2 separate regions of the Homo sapiens genome follow, and region 2 is linked to region 1. The links are chromatin loops, found by intact Hi-C in ENCODE. Cell type or tissue: K562. All regions are shown on one strand. Each heading gives the region's core, and the rest is flanking DNA. Links, peaks and the distances in the headings are about the cores only. Region 1 has its middle 79 kb from the start of ATP8B1. Region 2 overlaps NEDD4L (NEDD4 like E3 ubiquitin protein ligase).

Region 1 (11,842 bases), core at 1,674-9,673:
TTTACTGCATGGGTATATCAGTAAGTGCATTTAGGTCAACAAACAGTTCTACTCAACAACCACACAATATGTAGAGCTTGCTCAAGCAAATTGTGTGATAACCATGTGCTTTTATAGACAATGTAAGTCATTGCTACATATTATTTGTAATGATTGTTGGCTTGTTTAGTGCGGTTCCAGGTCTTTTAATCCCTTCACATATGACCCCAAATTTGAGAAGTCTGTCAGATATCCAAGTGGTGATATCTGGTGGACAGTAGGATGTCAGTCTGGTGCTTGCCAGAGAGGAAACTATGAGTTTGACCGTGGTCAATTCTATATCTTCCTGGGACTGGAAGAGATCACTTAGAGGAGGAGTGTGGATATAGAGAAGGAGAAGGATGAAGACAAAAGTCCTCAAGAACATCAATATTTAGAGGTTGAGGAGCCAAAGAGGAATTAGTCAAGGAAAAAAGGCCAGTGTGGTGGGAGGAGAGTCACAGGGCCTGAAAGTGTTTTGAGAATGAAGGAGAACTCAAGTGTGTCTATCGCTGCTGGCAGATCTAGTTAGGTGAAGATGGAGAACTGTCTTTGACATGGGTCACCCTGTAGTATGATAATAACTCTAAGAAGTGCCATTTTGATTGAATGGTGGACACTGCAAAAGCTCAGTTGGAGAGGGTTCAAGAGCCCATGGGAGGTGGAAAGTGGGCAGGCAAAAGAGGGAGTGGCTGGAGTGAATCAAGAGAGAATACTTTTTAAAGACATATGAAATCAAATCATGTTTATTTGCCAATGGGAATAATTTGGTTGAGGGGACAATCAATATGGCATGAATGAAGGGGATATTTGCAAGGGCAGAGTTCTTGAGAGCAGAAGGAGATTGAAACTCAAAGCACAAGTGGAGGAGTGGCCTTCATCCCTACCAAGAGAGAAGGTGGATTTTGCAGGTACAAGCCCAGGTAAGGTGATAGATGCGATGGTAGGGATGGAATGGTTCTTTTTTGACTGTCCACCTTTCTATGATATATTGGGCAATGCTGTTGGCTGAGATGGGTGGTGGGGGGGGCAGGTGAGGGTGATAAACATGATTAGATTTCATATGTCTTTAAGGAAGTGTGGAATAAGCATCCCAGAAAGTAAGAGGGGAATGTTTTCAGGAATTGTAAGTGGAGTGACAGACATTCCTAGGTGTCATGTGAGAGTTGTGGTCATAATTTTGAAGTAAACCAAGTTGGATTGGTTTGTATGATTTTTTAAAAGTATTCATCTGTTTAGGTGTGGGTAGAGTCAAGAAACAGTAGAGCTAGATCAGGGTTTGGTGTTTCCTAGGTGTATCAATTAGGATGTTTTTCATTGTGAGTAACAGAAAACCTCTCTCAAGCCACCTTCAACAATAAGAAAATGAATTATTGAACTTAAAAGAAGGTTCAGACGTAGGTCAAGCTCCAGGGTTGTTGATTCAGTGGCCCCGTGAGTTCATCAAGGACTCAGGTTCTTTTTCCCTCTACTTGGCTGTCTATGGAATTGGCTGCTTCTCGTGGCTTGCACCCTGCTCTTGTGATGCAGTGGCTGGGGGCAGTCAGTCTACCTCTACCCGCTTCCTCATTCATGTGGAGCAAAAGAGAGGGAAACCCTCTCATGCTCTCACCAGCCAGGGAAGACAGGGCATTTCCTTCAGGCATTAACAGTTACCATGGGAATGCCATGTGCTGGTGGCTTCAGTCTGGTCCTCCTGAATCAGTCATTGGCAAGCACCAAGGGATTTCTAGGATGGATTTAGACCAGTGGTTCTCAAAGTGTGATTTTTGGACCGGCAGCATCCGCCTCACCTGGGAACTTGTTTGTTTAAAATTCAAATTCTTGGGCCTCACTCTAGATCTATTATATCAGAAATTCTGGGGGGTGGGGCCCTACAGTCAGTATTTTAACAAGCCCCCCAAGCAATTCTGATGCACGGCAAAGCTTGAGAACTAATGGCTTAGGATAAGACAGTGAATGCCATGAACAAAATGAGGGATCTTTGAGGAAGGAGGATATGGCAATAAACATCTACTAGTGGCTACTAGACCAGGTGGGCACCTGAGAGAAGGCTCACAGAGTTCAGGGTGCCTGCGATGCAGACATTCTAGGGAAGGGCTCCAAAACAAGGGTTAGAAGAAAAATGAAGACACAGAGGAACAATGGATCCGGTAAAAGTGGTGAAATTAGTAGACTGGTGATCACAATGAAGCTGGAGAATTGCAATGAGTTAGCAGGATAGAAGACGTGATGGCCACACAGATGAACTCACAGAACTCCAACTGCATGTCTGAACCAAGGTCACACTGACTATTCACTGCTCTCAGCCAACAAATGAGGGTGGCAAGAATGCTAAGGCCTAAGCTTCATTCAGGGCCACACGCTCTTCAGATGGTTGACTTTGGCTCAAGGACCACCACCAACTCCCCATCACCTGACTTTGGTGAGCCTTCTTTAGACTGCATGTTCTGTTTCTTTGTTTGTTTGTTTTTGGAAACAGAGTCTCACTCTGTCACCCAGACTGAAGTGCAGTGGCATGATCTCTGCTCACTACAACCTCTACCTCCCAGCTTCAAGCAATTCTTCTGCCTCAGCCTCCTGCTGGGATTACAGGCATCCTCCACCACACCAAGTTACATTTTGTATTTTTAGTAGAGATGGGGTTTCACCATGTTGGCCAGGCTGGTCTCAAACTCCTGACCTCAGGTGATCTGCCTCCCAAAGTGCTGGATTACAGGTGTGAGCCCCCATGCCCGGCCCTGCATGGTGTTCTAAGAATCTTCCATCCAACCTTCTCTCTCATTCTCCTTCACTCATGGTTAGACTTGTATCACAGTTCAGCAGCACTGCCATATTTACCCAACTCCGTCCCTAATTTTTTTCTCACAGAGGCACTTCCCCTTTTAATATTTTTGGCATCTGCTTCTTGGGAGAATGTAGACTAATATGGAAGTTTCCTGAGTAGAGTTTGAAAATGAGATTGTGTGTCAGGTACTGTGCTATGCATGGAGTATGGTAGGGTGGTCTCTGCCTTGCTAGAGCACCACTGAGGAATACAGATGTATAACCAGTCACTGCAGGACAGCATAGTAAGGCATCATGGGGCAGTCCCAGCTGCTGGAGTTGACGTGGGCATGCTTAGGGATGGTGGAAAGATGATGATACTGTTGGTAGGGTGGATATCCTGCCAACTGATAGCACACCCATTAGTTTAGGGAAAGACCTGGTGTTCAGTTGCTAGCCTCTCAAAGAGTTGTCCCCACAAACACGTGTGTAAGTATAGCTCAATGACTACACTGAAAGGATATAGTCTCAATGAATGTCATTGGTTCCTACAGGCATGATAAGACAATTTCTATCATTATTCCTGATATGGTTTGGCTGTGTCCCCACCCAAATCTCCAACTGTAGCTCCCATAATCCCCACGTGTCACAGGAGGGACCCAGTGGGAGGTAATTGAATCATGAGGGCAGTTTTTTCCCATGCTGTTCTCATGATAGTGAATAAGTCTCATGAGATCTGATGGTTTTATAAAGGGAAGTTTCCCTGCACATGCTCTCTCTTTTGCCTGCCACCATGTAAGATGTGACTTTGCTCCTTTCCCTTCCACCATGATTGTGAGGGCTCGTCAACCACATGGAACTGTGAGCCCATTAAACCTCTTTTTCTTTATAAATTACGCAGTCTCAGGTATATCTTTATTAGCAGCATGAGAACAGACTGATACAATTTCCTTTCCCATGGCCTTCAGAAAATAGATGGATGACTTCACGGATGTTGAGGAGAGAGGCAAATACTTTATAACGGTTTGCTTTTTGTGACAAAGTCTTTGTTTTCTGCCTGCCTTTCTCTAACATTTCCCCTAGTGACTGTCAACCCACAATGAGTGGTTCTTTCCCTACTGACTGCACTAGGTAGTTGTGAGGGACCATGAGATAAAGCCCCAAGCTCCCTTAACAACAGTAAGCTGCTCTCCCATGCAGAGTCCTTATTCCATCTCCAACTCAGGCCTGGCTACAGGCACCTGAGGAAAGGAGTGTGCTCCAGTCTCCTGGGCTCCACACACTTCCATTCTGAAGGGAATGTTGGGTCCCTTTTGGATTTTTATCCTGAAATTCAAGATCCATGAATGGATTCGAGGGAGGCTAAATCTCCTGGAATTATGTGTACATTTCTTCACACAATTTTTTTGTATACAATTTGCAACACAGTTTTTTTTTGTCATTTTTGTATGTTTATGACATGTTAGGGGCATAAAAAGGGATGGGGTCCATAGTTTTTTATTATTTCTCAAGTTTGTGACCTCAAAAAATATTGAGTCAGTCTTTTTTTTTTTTTTTCAGATGAGTCTTGCTCTGTTGCCCAGGCTGGAGTGCAGTGGCACAACCTTGGTTCACTGCAACCTCTGCCTGCTGGGTTCAAGCAATTCTCCTGCCTCAGCCTCCTGAGTACCTGGCATTACAGGCACCCACCACCATTCCCGGCTAATTTTTTTTGTATTTTTAGTAGAGACAGGGTTTCACTGTGTTGGTCAGACTGGTTTTGAACTCCTGACCTCAAGTGATCCACCCACCTCGGCCTCCCAAAGTGCTAGGATTACAGATGTGAGCCACCCCACCCGGCCCAGTCACTTTTTTTTTTTAAGAGAAAAATACTCAAGCCTTTATAGGGTGTCTAGATGAAAAACTGCCTTTAAAGGGTATCTGTTGTTGTAGTTATCCATTTTAATTTTAATATTATTATTCTACTTTATTTTATATTTTAGTTTAGACAGGGGCACACTCTGTCACCCAGGCTGGAGTGCAGTGGTGCCATCATGGCTCACTGCAGCCTCAACCTCCCAGGCAGAAGTGATCCTCCCATATCAGCCTCCCAAGTAGCTGGGACCACAGGTGTACACCATCATGCCCAGCTAATTTTTAAATTATTTTCTGTAGAGATGGAATCTCCCTATGTTTCCCAGGCTGGTACGCCTCCATTTTAGATTAAAAGAAAGGTCCCTTTTTCTTTGTGGTGATATAAGAAATACTGTATTATGGAATTTTGTGGGATAATAATAAAAGGGGGCTGGTATATGGAACAAAAGGAAATTAATTTTGTACCTTAATAAATCTATGTCATAAGAGAATTTTAACCTCCATAGAACACTGTCTTGGAAACCGAAAACTAAAAAGAAGAAAAACATCATAATTTTTCTTTTTTAAAAATTCTCTTTTCTTTCTTTGTTCTTTTTTTCCTTCCTTCCTCACTCCCTCCCTCTCTCTTTCTTTCTGGTTAATCTTAGGCCTAGTTATTTCCAGATTAACAGGCAAAAGTCTTCATTAGAGTTATAGTTACAACATGAAAATTACAGGACAAACTTAACTGTGTTACAAAAATGCCAAACGCAGATGGAAGTGTGCAATTCTTGTCTGTCTGAACTTTCCCTCATTCACCACGAGAGGGAGCGCCACACCACAGGGACAGCTCCCTTCACTGCCTGCATAGCTGTCTTAATGGTCTGCTATGTCGTGAACATTTTGCAACGTATGCACAGAGGTCAGCAAAATCATGGAAGAACAGGGCCTTGCTGATTGGTATACATGTCATGAGGGGCCCCAGCAGACCTCAGCTCTGTGTTCAGGTCAAGAAGCTGCAGGTGACCCGAGACACAGCAGCTCCTAACCACGCCCTGATGTGCAGCCTGCGTGCTGCTGCGGGGCAGGTCCTGAGGCCTCCATCAACTCATCTTTTCTAGAATGACAAAGTGAAACTCAGTTCCTTCCTCTACAGGTGACAAAGCAGGTAGAGTAATCGATGAGCTAATAAGTGAGTAGACATGCTAAAGCATTTATGAGATCTATTATGATCTCCTGTGAATGATAGGAAAGATGCTATAGATGAGAAGCTGACATCAGGTTCAGTTATTTTTATTCACAATTTTCTATCACCAGCTCTGTGCTGGTGATTGTATTTGAAGTGTATGGTCTCAGGTATTGATGACAGCTGGAGGGAGATCCTTGGAGGCTGGCCTTCAGGCTCTTTTGGTTTTTATTGTTTTTAATTGTGGTCAAATATACATAAAAATAACCCCTTTTAAACGTGCAGCTCTGTGGCACTGTGTACATTCACGTTATTGTGCAACCATCACTACAGTTTATCTACAAACCCTTTTCATCTTCTCAGATGGAAACACGGTACCCATAAACCAACAACTCCCCATTCTCCTCTCCTCCCAGTCCTTGGTAACTTCTGTTCTACTTTGTGTCTCTGACTCTATGAATTTACCTTTTCTATTCTAGGTACCCCTTATAAAGGGAATCATGCAATATTTGTCTTTTTAAATCTGGGGGATTTCACTCAGCATGTCTTCAAGATTCATCCATGTGGCATATATCAAAATGTCACTCCTAAATGTGGTATATATGTAAGGAGTTATTATTTATATTGTATATATTCCACACAATGGGATATTAGCCATAAAAAAAAGAAATCCTGTCCTTTGCAGCCACATTGAAGGAACTGGAGGTCATTATGTTCAGTGAAATAAGCCAAGCACAGAAAAGCAAGTGTGGCATGTTCTTACACATATATGGGAACTAAAAATCCTGGATGTCATAAAGACAGAGAGTAGATTGGTGGTTACCAAATGCTGGAAAGAGTAGGAGAAAGATGGGGATGAAGAGAAGTTGATTAATTGGTACGAATGTTTAGTTAAATAGAAGAAGTAAGGCTTAGTGTTCAATAGAGCAGTAGGGTGATGATACTTAACAATAATCTGTTGTATATTTCAAAATAGCTGTAAGAGAATAATTCAAGTGTTCCTAGCATAAAGAAAAGATAAGGCCTGTTGCAGTGGCTCACGCCTGTAATCCCAGCACTTTGGGAGGCCGAGGCAGGCAGATCACGAGGTCAAGAGATCGAGGCCATCCTGGCTAACACGGTGAAACCCCGTCTCTACTAAAAATACAAAAAAATTAGCTGGGCCTGGTGGCCGGTGCCTGTAGTCCCAGCTACTCGGGAGGCTGAGGTAGAAGAATGGCATGAACCCGGGAGGTGGAGCTTGCAGTGAGCCAAGATTGCCACTGCACTCCAGCCTAGGTGACAGAACGAGACTCCATCTCAAAAAAAAAAAAAAAAAAAAAGAAAAGATAAATATTTAAAGTGGTGAATGTGCCAATTACCCTGATTTGATCTTTACACATTATATGACTGCATATAATGTGTATATATAATATATAATGTATATAGACATGTACTCCAAAAATATGTACATCTATTATGTATCCATAAACTTAAAAAAAAGTCTCTGTTGTTTAAGCAAAAAAAAAAAATGGTTGTTCATTTTTAAGGCGAATAGTATTCCACTGTATGTATGTCTTAATGTGTTTAGTGTTATAACAGAATACCTGATTCTGGGTAATTTATTCTAAAAAGAGGTTTATTTAGCTCATAGTTCTACAGATCAGGAAGTTCAAGGGCATGGTGCTGATTTTTGGTGATGGCTTCCATGCTGTGTTATAACATGGCAGAAGGTCAAAGCGGGAGCAGGTGTGTTCAATATCACAAGAGCAGTGATATCACTTTATAAGAACTCCCAGGCCGGGCACAGTGGCTCACGCCTGTAATCTCAGCACTTTGCGAGGCTGAAGCATGAGGTCAGGAGTTCAAGAGCAGCCTGGCCAATATGGTGAAACCCTATCTCTACTAAAAATACAAAAAAACAAAAATTAGCCAGGCATGGTGGCACACACCTGTAGTCCCAGCTATTCAGGAGGCTAAGGCAGGAGGATCGCTTGGAGGTTGCAGTGAGCCGAGATCGCACCATTGCACTCCAGCCTAGGTGACAGAGCAAGACTCCATCTAAAAAAAAAAAAAAAAAAAAGAACTCCCACTTCCAGGAGCTAATCCATTCCTGAGCAGGTGAGAGCTCTCTCTCATACCTGTGAGTGAGACAACATTAATCTATTCGTGACGATGGGGACCCATGAACCAAACACCTCCCACTAGGCTCCACCTCCCAACACTGCCATGTTGGGAATCAAATTTCAACATGAGTTTTAGGTAGGGATAAATCACATCAAAATCATAGCAGTATACACCACATTTTGTTTATCCATTCATTCTTTGATGGACATTTGGGTTGCTTCTGGCTTTTGGCTATTGTGAGTAATGCTGCAAAGAATATTAATATACAAATATCTGTTCCAGTCCCTGCTTTCAATTCTTTTGGGTGTATACCCAGAAATATAGCACCTGATAATTCTGTGTTGAATTTTTTTGAGAAACTACCATACTGTTTTCCTCAGTGACTGCACCATTCTGCATTCCCACTAGCAATGCACAAGGGTTCTAATTTTTCCACATCCTTGCCAACACTTATTGTTTTCTTATTTTCTCTTTTTCAGAATAGCCATCCTACTGGGTGTGAAATAGCCATCCTAATGGGTGTGATTTGTCTTGTTCAACAGTTTTATCAGTGATTTAGATGGAAACAAAGAAAAGTTGCTTATCTGATTTGTTGAGCAAAGGAAGGTAGAAGCCGATGTGTTATATGACAGAACTGTGAACCAAAATAAAGTTGCTCACTTACACAGGGGTTGACAAACTATAGCCTATGGGAGAATCTGGCTCGCTGCCTGTTTTTATAAACGAAGTTTTATTGGAACATATCTACCTTCATTTGTTCATGGATGTCTATGGCTGCTTTGCGCTGTAATGGAAGAATTGGTTACTTGAGACAGAGACTGCATGACCTATAAAGCCTAAAACATTTATTATTTGGCCCTTTTCAGAAAAAGTTTGTTGACTTCTGGATTATATGTCTTTTAAAATTCTATTTATTTATTTTTTATTTTATTTTATTTTATTTATCTATTTGAGATGGAGTCTCGCTCTGTTACCCAGGCTGGAGTGCAGTGGCACGATCTCAGCTCACTGCCACCTCTGCCTCCCAGGTTCAAGCAATTCTCCTGCCTCAGCCTCCCAAGTAGATGAGACTACAGGTCACCACCACGCCTACCTAATTTTTGTATTTTTAGTAGAAACGGGGTTTCACCATGTTGGCCAGGCTGGTCTCTAACTCCTGACCTCAGGTGATCCACCCATCTCGGCCTCCCAAAGTGCTAGAATTACAGGCATGAGCCAACATGCTCAGTCTGGGTTATATGAAAGAGACAAATTTAACCAGAAAATATTTAATCTCTATAAGTATAAAATATTTGTATGTAAGTAATTAAAACAACAAAGAATTGGGAACTAGCTGGGCGCAGTGGCTCACGCCTATAATCGTAGCATTTTGGAAGGCTGAGGGAGGAGGATTGCTTGAGCTCAGAAGTTTGAGACCAGCCTGGGCAACGTATTGAGACCTCATCTCTAAAAAAAAAAAAGAGAGTCAATGGCTTTCTATCATGTAAAAAGAGACATGGTGTTTTGTTTTGTTTTTTAACAGTAGACTAAATATGACTCAATATTGACTTTAGTGTTGATTGTAATTTTATACCACATTAACAGGAATAAGCATCTATAACAGTGATTCTCAACTTTGGCTGCACATGGAAATCACCTAGAAGATTTAAAAATACTGATGTCAAATCCCTGGGGAATCTGATGTAAACGGGCTGGGTGTGGCCTGGGTATCAGAGATTTTAAAGCTTCTCAAGTGATTCAGTGTGCAGTTGTGACATTCCCCCTCTGCTGGACTCAGGCCCAGTCTCACCTACAGCTTCATTCCATATGTCCCATTTTATTTATTTTTTATTTTTATTTTTTGAGACAGGGTCTCACACTGTTGCCCAGGCTGGAGTGCAGTGGTGCAATCATAGCTCACTATAGCCTTGACTTCCAGGGCCCACACCTCAGCCTCCCGAGTAGCTGAGACCACAGGTGTGCGCCACCATGCCTGGCTAATTTTTTTGAATTTTTGTAGAGATGAGATCTCACTATGTTGCCCAAGCTGATCTTGAACTCCTGGTCTCGAGCAACCCTCTTGCCTTGGTTTCCCAAAGTGCTGGGATTATAGGCGTGAACCACCATGCATGGCTGTGTCCCATTTTAAAGGAAATAAAGACAAGCTGGTTCCTTTTCAAGGAGGAGGAGTCAGAATTGTTGGGGGGGAAAAAACAGGAATTCATTTTTATAAGAGGAACAATTGCAGAAAGTACAAGTGTGAGGATCCTGGAGTGAGATGTTTCTAGCTGGCATTCTGCGTTTGAGGGCTGCCTCATAGAAGAGGGGCCTGACTGCTTTTGTATGACATGACCCAAGGATACAAGCTGGGAGCGGGGAGTAGAACTGCCCCGCTATTATTATGACTTTTCTTTGAAAACAGTACGATCCAAAGAGGGATAGTGCCAGAGGGTCCACCCATCCCCCAGATCACCAACAGGGGTACCATGGAGCAGGTCCGGGAGTGGAACACCTGATAGTAATGGTCAAGATAGCCCAATCCCAATGGTGCGTATCTATTGGTGCTTTCTCATGCCAGGCACCATGCCCAGACACTGCGTTTTCTGACTTGTGAGTTCACACCATTTCCACGGGGAGGGGGCTATGATTTTTCCAGGTCATATTTGAGGAAGCAGAGGTTCTGAGGCTTGTCCTGGTTCATGTGTGGTGGCAGAGCTAGGACCCATTTGCAAGAATTAAATCTGTCCACAGAGAATGCATATTGCCAACACTGAGGGATTTATGAAGAAGGAACTTTTGCTTCCAAATTGTTTGATGAATGGTTTTCCAGCCTGGGCTCCTCTGATTCTAGAAAATACAATGTGTAAATAACTGAAAATATGAGGCTGAGTTTTCACAAAAATGAGGTTGTATTGAAACCAAATCCTCCAGCAGTGACCTATGCAGATGAGAGGTGGGATTCAAAGCAGTCTCCTTAGAAAACTTGATCCTTAGAATCTGGCATGTCAGGGCTCCAAGGAAGGCAAGGGATGATCTAGTCCACACCCATCTCCCAATTTACAGATGAAGAAACAAGTCCAGAAAGGGTCTGGAGACTTGTCCTGGACTACGTATTTAATATTTAGAAAATGGTGTTCTTCCTTTTGCTGCCTTAATCAAACAGTCCTACCCTTACTCAAAACAGTGCTGGGGCTCGGCTCATCTCAGAGTCCATGCGGCAGGAACCGGAGAGAATCAATCCCTTCACTTAGTGGTACATTTTGACTTTGATTCAAAACAACATTACTGAGCACTCCGCACTCGTTTCATGTTCCAGTCTTAACTCTGAATGACTTGTGACTATCTGCAACAATTAAATCAGCCCAGAAAGAATGCAGATTGTCACCACTGAGGGATTGACAAAGAAAGAACTTTTGCTTCCAAATTGCTTGAAAAGTAATTTCCAAAGAAGAGTTGCCAAGGAGCTGTTGTGCACATCAGTGTCACGGACAGGGCATTCCTGCCCACCAGCCCAGGGCAACTTCACTGGAGAGTCCAGCAGGCCCTGCTGGGTGCATTCTGGTATGCGTGCCACAAATCAGCCACTGAATAGCTTTCACAGAAGCTGCCCCCCAAGAGAGAAGCTCTCCTCTGGGAAGAAGCTGCCAGGCTGGGGTGACATTTCTCAGCACCCCACCCCCATCTACCCACTCAGATCTTGCATCTAGGTTTCCAGCAGTGTAACCAATGAGTAGAAGGGCTGCACGTGACTTCTGGGGCAAAGGTAAGTAGGAGAAAGGTGCACCTTCTCTTCTCCTGCTCATTTCCCATCAAGGAGCTGCATGCAAATACCTCCTATGCCCCAGGGAGCGAGTGCCACAAGAGGGAAAGAACCTGGGTCAGAACCAGTTTTATACTTTAGCTGAACAAGAAATAAACTTTTATCTCTTAAACCTTTGAACTATGGAGGTTTTA
Region 2 (11,842 bases), core at 1,684-9,683, 300 kb after region 1:
CTCCCTCCCGCAAATATAGATAAAAACCTCTTTACTCCCTAACAACCACACAACTATTTACATTTTTGTGTTTACCTCCTAGTCTTTAAGTATATGAATGCATGCAACGTCCTTTAAAAATATGTCAATCCTAGCCTCCACACCACCCAGCCGACCAGGTTTCCCAGAGGGAAGCATTGGAAATGGCAGATGGGTAAATGCACAGAGCTGGCAAATCTCCATCCTGCGGGAGGCTTGCTGTGCAATATAGCCATCGCCACAATAATGGATCTTCCTAATGATCCGGAATCACTGAGCAAAGACTGTGCCATGTTCAGTATACACTAAGTGAGCATGCAGGGAATATATGATCAGTTTACAAACATTTCCACATAAGCTTTTTTCTCTCTCCCACTCCAGTTTTGGTAAATAAAAGAGCAAACTAGACTGCTTTCTTTCTCTCTCTCACTCTCCCCCTGTCTCCCTCCCTCTTCCTCTCTGTCCCTGTCCCTCTCTCCTGCCTCCCTCATTCACTCTGTCGTCCTCTCTCTCTCCTCCTCCTCCTTCCTTCCTTGCTTCATTTCCCCCCTCATCTCTTTCTTCCTCACCCTTTTTAAAAAGAGACAGGAGTCTTGCTCTGTTGCACAGGTTAGAGTGCAGGGGTGCAATCATAGCTCACTGTAACCTCAAACTCCTGAGCTCAAGCAGTCCTCCTGCCTCAGCCTCCCCAGTAGCTGGGAGTACAGGCACACTACCATGCCCAGCTAATTTTTAAAAATTTTTATAGAGGTGTTGTCTTGCTGTGTTGCCCAGGTGGGTCTCAAACTCCTGACCTCAAGTGACCCTCCCGCCTTGGCCTCTCAAAGTGCTGGAATTACAGGTGCAAACCACTGTGTCCAGCCAGACAGGTCACTTTTCTGTACCATTCCCTGATGTTGTGAGATTAGTGAGAGTCCCTACTGTGGAACCTTGTTCACGTTGCCCTGACTCCTGATGCATGGATATTTGCTGTTACCAAAGACACCTCTGCTTTACCAAATGTTTTGACAGAGTGGAAGGAAAACTACAAGACTTCTTGCCCTCGTTTTCTTCAGTCTAGAATGATGCTGGGGTCACTGAGTCTGTAGGGCAGAGAATCTGATGTGTTTTTTAGGAAGCGGAAGGTGTCTGACACATAGATGTTTGACAAATTTTGTTAATCTGGTCAGAGTGCAGCCTAGAAAATTAAATTAAAAAGCTGCTGAGGAGTGCTGGGGTCGCATTTTGACATAGATACAAAGGCACCAATAGGGCCAAAAGTATGAGGCCAGTCCTAGGGCTGGTGAAGTTTGGATCCCCTGCCTGACATTGTGTCCTGAGCCCCTGGCCCCTTCCTGCACCTCTCCCTGAGCCGCCGGCCCCTCCTCATTCCTTCCTCTCCTTTATCTTCCGCTGTCTTTGCCTGTGCCCCCACGCCCGTGCCCTGAATCTGGAGTCTTTGTCTTAGTGCATTCTGTTTGTCTCACTGTCTTCCTCTGTTTTCCTTTTCTTGCGGGGAGGAAGGGTAGAAAGAGTGTAAGAAGCTCAAGTATGAGGAAGGGAAGGTTGCCAACTTGAGATGAGTCAGAAATGAAAGCAGTTCTGAATGTGTAAGACAATGAGGAAAATATTTATTTAACAAAAATTGAACTACCAACCAAGCCTTCAGGAACACAGCCAGAAGGTGCTGTGTAGGGAGAGGTGTGCATTAGGATGCTGGAGCGTGGCTGCCGGCGTCCCCACCCCAGGAGGAAGGGACTCGTTTCTCTGAACCTTTTTAATGGTTCTCCCCATTGTAGACAGGACTGGCTCTCCACCCCATCCTCAGTGGGTGCAGCTTTGGGGAGGCCGTGAGGCTGGTGATCTTGGGGCCTCCTATGCATCTGTGTTATTGAAGGTAACAATGTCCCTTCTACCCAAAAGTCATGCTTTTAAAAACGCACAATCTTGAATCCATTTGGGAAACATCTTTGGAACTCCAGAATGTTGTCTTTCTCAGATATGTATTGCCAATGTTGTATTACTTCATTTGCTAAGAAACATTGTCATCGACTTTATAAAATTATTGAATAATTCTATTTGGGGGAGAAGCCTGGAAGCTAAGATTTTAAAGGTTATTTATAAGTTAAGTGAACTGGCAAATTCTTAAATGGTAAATAAAACCTTTCCTACATGCTATAGGTAGTTATCTAAATCAGGGCCTAACAAGCTTTTTTATTTATTTTCCTGTAAAAAGCCAGATACTAAGTAGTTGAGGCTTTGCAGGACTGATGGTCTCTGACATAGCACTAAAGCAGCCTTGGGCAATACATAAACAAAGGGGCATGTGTGTGAGCTGATGGTCCACGGGCTGCAGTCTGCCAACCTCTGATGTTATAAGCCATTGATTTTCTACAACATATATATTTAGAACTGGGAGTGTCAGTGTTATTTTGTCATGGTTTCCAGATTAAACTCTTTCATATTGCTGCTGGTCGGTCAATGACAGACTAATTCTGCTAGCATTGACTTTCTGGGCCAGGGAATGGGGTTCCTAGATAGTGCAGTAGCTTTTTATTTATTTTCTTTTCCATTCAAGGGTAACATGCTTAAAATACAGCGTATGAAGCTTTTGGATATCCACTGTAAATTTTAAGGTCTAAAAATGAATGCAATTGTGAAATGTTTTTGCCTTAGAGAAAACGCTCTCACTGCTTTGTGTTAATAAATGCATGAAAAATAATGATGAATTAAATGCATACAAACAGATGCAGACATAATTTAGATGAGTGTATTGCAATTAAAATATTGCCCACTTTCGCTACGGAATATTCGTTGGACTTATGACCTTAGTGTAAGTAATGTTTAATAAGGAATCTGCAATGTGTAACTCCTCCGTAAATTATTAAAAGGATTGGCATTCCTACTGTATAATATCAACACAAGGGATAGAAAATATGCCTGGATTCTTAATGAATGTGTGCTAACGTTCCTTCTGGCATAGGAATGTGTAGTAAATACACTTCAAGGGTTGTTCGCATTTTTATCCGTCATTGTTATAGGCATGTTATTGTGTGTCTCCTATTGAAGAACTGATTGATCATTGTTTTAAGCTTCTGTGACTTTTAGATGCTTAAAACTAGGCGTTCATGGTAGGAAAGTAGAGAAACATGTGGAAGAAATACTGCGTTTCAAGTTTGGGAGTGGCTGGTAGAAAAATCAAACTAGGCTAGTCTTACAGCTTTATCGCAGTTTTGTTTTTTTTCCTAGTAGGAAAATGATAGTATTGGTTGTATATTAAAACACTCTCTCTGACACTGACTTGAATCACGTGCGAGTTCATTGAGAACAGGGATTTTAACTTGGTTAGGTGATTTTAAACATTATTTAGCAAATCTGGAAAACAAAAGAGAAATTTTCAAATATCTTTCTTCCACGGTGGTGTACTGGCTCTCTGGAGTGTGATTTCATCTTCTCTTATTATTGCATATGTAGTCAAGCCATCATGTTCTTGAAGTGAGACTTCACCCACTAGTGGGGCCGTATAATTCAGGATCTTTTGTTTGTCCTTACATAGTTTCTTGGCCTGGAATGTCAAAATATCAGAAACTGTTCTTTCTCTGGAATCATCTGTCTCCGTGATGGCCTCGCCATCTGTACAGTCATCCAAGCTAGGGACCAAAGAGTCGTCCTTTACTCTCTCATCCTTCCGGCTGCTGTGTCTGGCTTTCAGTGTTTGTGTAGAGCAGGGGTCTCCAACTCCTGTGGCGTGTTAGGAAGTGGGCCGCACAGCAGGAGGTGAGCCATGGGTAGGCGGGCAAAACTTCCTCTATTTACAGCTGCTCCCCATCATTCGCATTGCTGCCTGAGCTCCGCTGCCTCTCGGATCAGCCACCAGCATTAGATTCTCATAGGACCATGAACCCTATTGTGGAACTTTGCATGTGAGGGATCTAGGTTGCACACTCCTTATGAGAATCTAACGCCTGATGATCCGTCACTGTCCCCCATCACCCCTAGATGGGACCATCTAGTTGCAGGAAAACAAGCTCGGGGCTCCTACTGATTCTATATTATGAAGAGTTGTATAATTATTTCATCATCTATTACAATGTAATAATAATAGAAATAAAGTGCACCATAAATGTAATGCCCTTGAATCATCTCCAAACCATCCACCCCACTCCTCCAACCCCCAAACCAGCCTGGAGAAAAATTGTCTTCCACAAAACCAGTCCCTGGTGCCAAAAAAGTTGGGGACCGTTGGTGTAGAGGACTCCTCAAGCAGCGTCCATATCTGCCCTATTCTCTCTATTCCTCCACCTAGGTATAGAATTCTATCTCTAAGACACAGACAGACCATGTTCCTGCCTGGGCAAACACTTCGGTGACTGTGCATTGCCCTGGGTGAACGGGGGCACAGAGGTCTTTGTGACGCCCTGCAACGCATCCCTCTCCGAGCCGCGGTGCGCTCTTCCTCCTCTGTGCCTTGCCGGTGCCCAGAACCACCCCCTTCTCCCTCTTTGCACAAGTGCCTTGCTCTCTCCTTTCTCAGGCCAGTGCTGCTGATCTGTCTGTGTGACCCGGGTGCACAGTCCTTGGCTCTGTGCCTGGCCCTGTGCAGGTCTCTGTGGTGGCACTTAGCACATGGCGCTAAGATTCTCCCTGATAGGCCTTCAGCGCCGCAAGGGCCAGCACCGAGTCCTGCACATCCTGCTCTAGTCCCACATCGGCCCAGGGGCGTTGAGCTGAGGACAGCTCCCTACCCCCTTTCTGTGCTTGGCCGACTCCAGCGCCCGTTCTTCTGCCCCTCCTTGGCTCTGCCTCCCCACCCCTTGGCTGAATCTCTCCTCCTTTCGTGCTTGTTCTCCAGGTGACTTATTCAGGTCCATATTTTCATTACCCTTGCATTTCATTAATTTTCTCATTTATTTTATTCTGTAGGTTTAGGACATTCTTTAAAACATGCAGGTTCTGAATTTTAATAATATAAAAGTCCTCTGTGAGTGCCCATCACATTGCTTTTCTGTCCTCCCTACATTAAAGTTAGCACTGATGCCTTTATGTTTAAGGAAAGCCTCCTGCAGAGGGGCTCTGCCCATGTAAGTTCATTAGAAGGCAGGTGTACAGCCTCTGTCACCTGAAGACCTCTTAACTGTCTATTCCTTCTCTGGTCTATCGAGGTGTATTGGGGGGGTTACAGCACCCTCTGGTGGCCATATTGTCAGGTGCATTTTTGTTCTAGCCAAATAAAATGATAACACAAATCGAATAGTCGATTGGAGTTCTTTTTCAGAGGACATCGTTAATTCACATTTTGTGTGTTTCAGCAGGTATTTAAGCCATTCTCGAATAGTGACACTTATGCAGAGGAGAGAATGATTTTATTTAAGTAATTTCTACTTTTTACATAGCTAGTTTTAAAGTAGATAATACATAGTCTTAAACTTTATTTCCCCTTTATTTCTTTCTTTTCTGTTAGAGAATTTCTTAAACTTGTAGAATTATCCAAATAAAATGCCAGTCACTAAAAAGGAATAATTAACCAATAGTGGGAAAAAATTAAATTCTTCAAATGAAGAGTACTGTATTCATTTCATATGGTCCCAGAGATAAAATGTTTAGGATTCATTTTTAGTTTTAAATGTTTATGAATCAGAGCTTCAACACTCTTCCAGGTTTCTTTAAGAAAGGAATTTGTCTATCTACGGATTAATTAATTAGCAGAGCCTCTCTGTGTCACCAAGACTGGAGTGCAGTGGTGCGGCTGTAGCTCACTACAGCCTTGAACTCTTGGGCTCAGGCAACCTTCCCACGTTAGACTCCCAAATAGCTAGACCATGGTGCATGCAACCATGCCCAGCTAATTTTTTTTTTCAATTTTTCTGTAGATACAGGGATCTCGCTATATTGCCCAGGCTGGTCTTGAACTCCTGAAGGCCTCAAGCGATCCTCCTGTCGTGGCCTAAGAAAGGAATTCCTCATATAGAAAAATATTGTTATATAAATAGTTGCCTATATCCATGCTGTTTATGGTAACAGCTAAGGTTCATCTCAAAAGTATTTGTATTTGGCTTTGGAATAAAAAGAAATTTCCCCTTTCATAGGGTTCTGAGATTGTAGGAGTTTTTAGTATTTCAAAAAGTTAATGGAACAATCTGTGATGTGAAAGAGACTCAGAAGAGGCTAGAGAGGTCTTTAACACATTTTTTTTTTGTATTGTTATCCCTTCCCTATAGCTAACTTTGTAGATGACATTGTTTTTCAGACTGATGATTGTGACCCTCAACCATGGCAGCAACAATTTTTAATTTAAATTTTTTAAAATGCAAGGTTGGGTGATTTTCTCTCTGGATGCTTGAGTTTTGTTTTTGATAAAAATTCTACCAGGGGCAGGGGAAAGAGTCCATTAAGTCTTGGTGCAAGAAACCTGGGCAGATTGCCTAAGTGGATATGCATAGCAAAGAACTGAAAACAGAGTAGGGGGTGCTGAAAACACCCACAGAGGAAAATGCGGGGCGGGGGGTGAATGCATCTGCTCATTTTGTAATAAAGTCCTTCCTTTCCTTTAACATCTCTTAATGTTACAAATACCAACAAAAACCATGCATGTCTTCAGTGGGACAGAAAATGAGGGAGGCATTTAGGGAGAAAAAAGTGTCAGTTGAGATGATGTTAAAATAAAGTTTATTTTCTTTGCAGTTGCAGACATTAAGATTTATTCTCTGGGCTGTTAGGACAGTTCCTGCAGCTCTCTGTGGTGACCTGAGCATTGATACCTTTTTTTTTTTTTTTTTTTTTTGAGATGGAATCTTCCTCTGTCTCCCAGGCTGGAGTGCAGAGGCGCAACCTCAGTTCACTGCAACCTCAGCCTCCCAGGTAGCTGGGACTACAGGCACCTGCCACCACACCCAGCTAATTTTTGTATTTTTAGTAGAGATGGAGTTTCACCATGTTGCCCAGAGTGGTCTCAAACTCCTGTCCTCAAGTGATCTACCCACCTTGGCCTCCCAAAGTGCTGGGATTACAGGCGTGAGCCACTGCGCCTGGCCTGTGCCTTGGTTTCTCAGATATTTCTGCCCCTGTAGTGTTCTATGCACTATGCAGGGAGGTCCTGACTGCTCAGAGCTTAAATTCTGCATTCCTTTATTTTAAGTGTTTGGCCAACTGCAGAGGAAGGTACCTTGAAAGATACTCCCTCTCCTCCCTCACTGCTGGGTCCCCTGTCATAGGAGACCTGGCCTGAGGAGGCTTCTTCCTGGTAACCTGGGTTGTCACTGGGACCACATCTTCCCATAAGAATAATGCTTCAGGTTGTATGGGAGAAGTGTCTGACAGCAGTAACTTCAGCACACCCTGAGAATGGCCCTTATGGCAGACACACCGGACAGCAGTCACTGAAGAAATGAGGGTTGCCACATGGAGGTTGCTGGGAGGAGGGTGCTAAGTGAAGGTGCTGTATAAGCTGCATGCTTTTTACAAGCAGTTGAAGTTCTGCTGTCCAGCCCAGAGCCACTGGGCCACCCTATAAATAAGTTCCTCCAAATAAACCCTGTGCCTTGTTTGTTAGCTCTGGGTCTCTTCTTTGGCTTCTTCAACTTGGTGCTGTCCCTGTTGAAGTTAATACGGGTTTGGCACAACACAGGAGTAGACGGTTACCTGTACCCTGCCAGCTGTCCTTGCTACAAACATTTGCCCAGAGAGTGGCATTTGTGCCGGTTCTTAAAGTGTTTCTTGAGCTGCACATTAATAGGCCATGTCCTCTTTCAACCTGCCCTCTGGCTAGGTAGAACAAACACTCTTCACCTGGGCTCTGAGCCAGCTGCTCACCTGCAGCACCCCCCTCCTTGGAGATAGCTTTTCATGTTGCATCTTACCGAGTTGATTGAGTATTCACTTCGAAGCTCCATGCTGCACGCATGGGCCTGTAAATAGCTTTTTCGTGCACTTGTGGGTGTCATTTCAGATCGCTTCATCGGATTTCAGTTACCCAAGTTTTTACTTGGTTCACCGTAAGTTTGCAAAAAAGACTTTTTGTTATCCTGAACATTGCAGGTGGAAACATGATTAATTTTGAATTATTTTTGTTTAACTTCTACCCTCTTTCCTATTTACAGCCTATTTTGTTTATTTTAACTTCCGCTGTTAAGACTTCTAAGGCCAGGCATGGTGGCTCACGCCTGTAATCCCAGCACTTTGGGAGGCCAAGGCGGGCGGATCATGAGGTCAGGAGATCAAGGCCATCCTGGCTAACATGGTGAAACCCCGTCTCTACTAAAAATAGAGAAAATTAGCCAGGCGTGGTGGCGGGTGCCTGTAGTCCCAGCTACTCAGGAGGCTGAGGCAGGAGAATGGCGAGAACCTGGGAGGTGGAGGTTGCAGTGACCCGAGATCGCGCCCCATTACTTAAAGGAAGTGGGCTTGTGTTTTGTGGCCTTAAGGATGTAATCTGTTGGTAGGAGGGAATGAGGGTGTCCTGGTAGGGGTGTCTGGCTTTAGTGTCACCATTCTTTTAGGAATTGCCATGTTGTGGGGTCACGTCTTGTAGGAGAAACGTTCTGAAGTCATGGGATTCTCTACCCTCCTCTCCTGCTCTTGGTTTCCACCAGCAGCCTGCTTGGTGTGGTTTTGAAATGGAGCAGAGATGGTTTTGATGAGCCTCACTGGAGGTGCTGCTGAGATTACCGAGAGGCCTTGCTGGGCACCTGGAGTCAATCATGCCGGGCACTAGCATCCGTCATCTTAGGAGGTAGGGATTATTATCCTACCTCCTAAGCCATCCCTGGAGTGGTGGCTTGGAGAAGTTTTCCAGAGAAACCGATCAGTTCATAAAGTTTCTGTAAAGGATTAACACAGTGTAGTCCAGAAATGTTTGTTCATGAAGTCTTGGTTTTTGGGTTTAAGAAAGTGTTCTCCTGTCTGGGCGTGGTGGCTCACGCTTGTAATCCCAGCACTTTGGGAGGCTGAGGTAGGCGGATCACGTGGTCAGGAGATCGAGACCATCCTGGCTAACACGGTGAAACCCCGTCTCTACTAAAAATACAAAAAATTAGCTGGGCATGGCGGCGGGCGCCTGTAGTCCCAGCTACTTGGGAGGCTGAAGCAGGAGAATGGCGTGAACGCAGGAGGTGGAGCTTGCAGGGAGCCGAGATGGCACCACTGCACTCCAGCCTGGGCGACAGAGCGAGACTCCATCTCAAAAAAAAAAAAGAAAAGAAAAGAAAGTGTTCTCCTAAGTGCTGCTCACCCTTTTTCCCAAACAGGACCTAACCCTGCGAGGGAGGGTGAATTAGGCCATTTGTTTACAGTTTCATCAGCACCAGGCGTGCACGGCGTTAGTCATGGTCCTTGCTCTCAAGGCACTGTACTTGTAGCAGCAGTATGGTGCAAATGTGCAGCTGAACAGTGGGCACAGGTTCCTGGTTAGCATTTAGTGCCACAGGAATGACAGGGAGGTCTTAATTGTGATCGGACCGTGGGAGCTGGATTACCCCAGACTGTAGCTCACTTCCCTGTAAGCTTTTGGTAGGGAGCTTGGAATTAGCACCATTAGTAGAAACAGATTTCAAAGGGAATGGTACCTGTTCCGTATGAAACACTTTAAAACTCCCGGTGTCCACACGTCTTTAAAAAAGAGGCTTAAAGCAGTTTCATTTCATCAACCCCAAACTGGAGAAGCTATGAATGACCACACTGATGAATATGTCCTAAAATATATGTATATTATATAAAGTGTAAAAACAGACAAGCAGGAACATACTACCAGTTTCTATCACAGCTACCCTTAAACTATCATTGGAGGGCAATTAAGTGGGTACAACCTCTAGCTATTTGGAAATATGTATAAAAATGACAAATGCCTGGTTGGGTGCTGTGGCTCACGCCTGTAATCCCAACACTTTGGGAGGCCTAGGCGGGTGGATCACCTGAGGTCAGGAGTTCGAGACCAGCCTGGCCAACATAGTGAAACCCCATCTCTACTAAAAATACAAAATTAGCCGGGTGTGGTGGTGCATGCCTGTAATCCCAGCTACTCGGGAGGCTGAGGCAGGAGAACCGCTTGAACCCAGGAGGCAGAGGTTGCAGTGAGCCAAGATCGCGCCATTGCACTCCAGGCTGGGCAAAAAGAGCAAAACTCTGTCTCAAAAAAAAAAAATTAAAATTAAAATTAAAAAGTAAAATAAAATGATGAATGCCTGTACTCTTAGACCCAGCACTCCCAGTTCTGCCAGTTCATGCAGCAGATACATATGCACACGTACAGAGAAGGATGCAACAGATACATATGCACACGCATACAGAGAAGGATACGTATGCACACGCGCACAGAGAAGGATACATATGCACACGCACACAGAGAAGGATACGTATGCACACGGGAACAGAGAAGGATGCACAAGAACATACATTCCCTAGTTGACGGAGTCGCAGATTAGAAACAACAGAAAAGCGTCCATTAAACAACAGTTTGAACCTGTGTTGAGATATCAGCATCCCTTCTCCTTCTCTCCCCCACTCCCTCTGCCCTCTGCAGGTTTTATTCTCAGCCTGATTTTCTCCATTGGATGTCAGCCCTAGGCTGGCATTTGCAGAGAGAGATGGTGGCTCCTGCAGAGCTTACGGCCTGTATTTTATTGGGCTGTGTTGAGTTACCCCTGATGTGAGCAGGAGAATGGGATGTTCTGTAAATTGGCCTCTAGCCCATCGTGAATTCATATTTTTTTTATAATGTGTGAGTCACACTCCCTTCTGTCTTCATTTCCTTTTCACACTCCCAGCAGATCATTCTCTCTATTCTGATTGGCATTTTATACATGAGGCAGCAGAGGCTGAGACCTACTGTATTTTGAGACACTGTAGCTTTATATGGCATAATTAAATCATAGTCATCAATCACTCTTAGGAGGTAAGGATTATTATTGGCATTTTCCAGATGAGAAAAATGGAGGATGAGAAAGGTTAGGCATCTTGCTGAAGTCACAGCAGACTTAAGTGCCGGAGTTGGAGCTGCATTCCGGTATGCTTGCATAGACTCTCTTCTCATGCTCACTGCACGCCAGTCACCTGGTATGCTGAGGCCCTGCCTCCAGGCCTTCTGATTCAGCTGGTCTGCAGCCCTGGCATTTCCAGCTCCTCAGGTGATTGGAATGAAAGCCAGAGCTGGGAGCCACTGGTCTACACCACCAGTAAATGATCGGGTTCTCACTTGATCATTTAATTAAGAATCTTGGTTTTCTGCTTTCAGTCTGAGAACTCTTGTTCATGCTCTCAGGCATGTCTTCACGCAGGAAAGTGATCTTTGAAATTAATAGGTGCTTGGAAAGCCTTTAAGCAGCAGGCAGTGGAGAAGGCCACTCAGTAGGAAGGGCCGAGCATGAAGCCTAGTGCACAGGCTTTTCAAGACCCCACGGAGGGTCTTCAGAAAAATGGGTTTCCTTTGTCTCCGTGGCTTCCAGTCTTTGTTGGCCAGCAGTTGTCTGCTTCAAATGAGCTGGCTCTAGAGGGGCCTGGAGAACCCAGAAAAACTTTGTGACAACCTGACAAGTTTGTGTTAATCTTCTGGGCATTGGCTTTCTGCACTTATTGCTCACTGAATCACTGAACCAGGCAGGTGGGGTACTGGAGGGCAGGGGATGGGTAAGAAGGGCAGCCTTTGGAAGGAAAATCAGCAGAGGGCAGGGACCGGGGAAGAAGGAGTAAGAAGGGAAACCCTTTTCTTAGGTTCTTATAAATCAGAAGAGCAATAAAGAAAAAATTTAAATCTAAAAAATACATGATTAGGATTTAAATCCAGTATGCTTCACTACATATAAACCTTTGACTTAATATTTTCTGTAGTAGATGAAAATAGGACTTTTTTTGTTTC

Evidence for each region. A loop is a pair of places that touch in the nucleus more often than their neighbours do. Peaks named below come from ENCODE experiments on the same cell type or tissue, not always from the same donor. Only the 100,000 strongest peaks of a DNase experiment are listed, where the experiment ranks them.
Region 2: it touches region 1 in a loop (10-fold over the local background); 22 of 110 quality-filtered maps call a loop at or near these places.

What each region holds. Positions count from the first base shown.
Region 1 is chr18:57,876,544-57,888,385 of GRCh38, forward strand. No RefSeq gene overlaps it. Among named protein-coding and RNA genes, the nearest start is that of ATP8B1, 79 kb to the left of the region's middle. In K562, for the core only: a CTCF peak has its summit at 5,444 (motif pointing right); a DNase peak (open chromatin) is centred at 5,458.
Region 2 is chr18:58,175,754-58,187,595 of GRCh38, forward strand. All of the region lies in intron 2 of NEDD4L (NEDD4 like E3 ubiquitin protein ligase), which reads left to right. Among named protein-coding and RNA genes, the nearest start is that of NEDD4L, 140 kb to the left of the region's middle. In K562, for the core only: a CTCF peak has its summit at 5,190 (motif pointing left); a DNase peak (open chromatin) is centred at 5,168.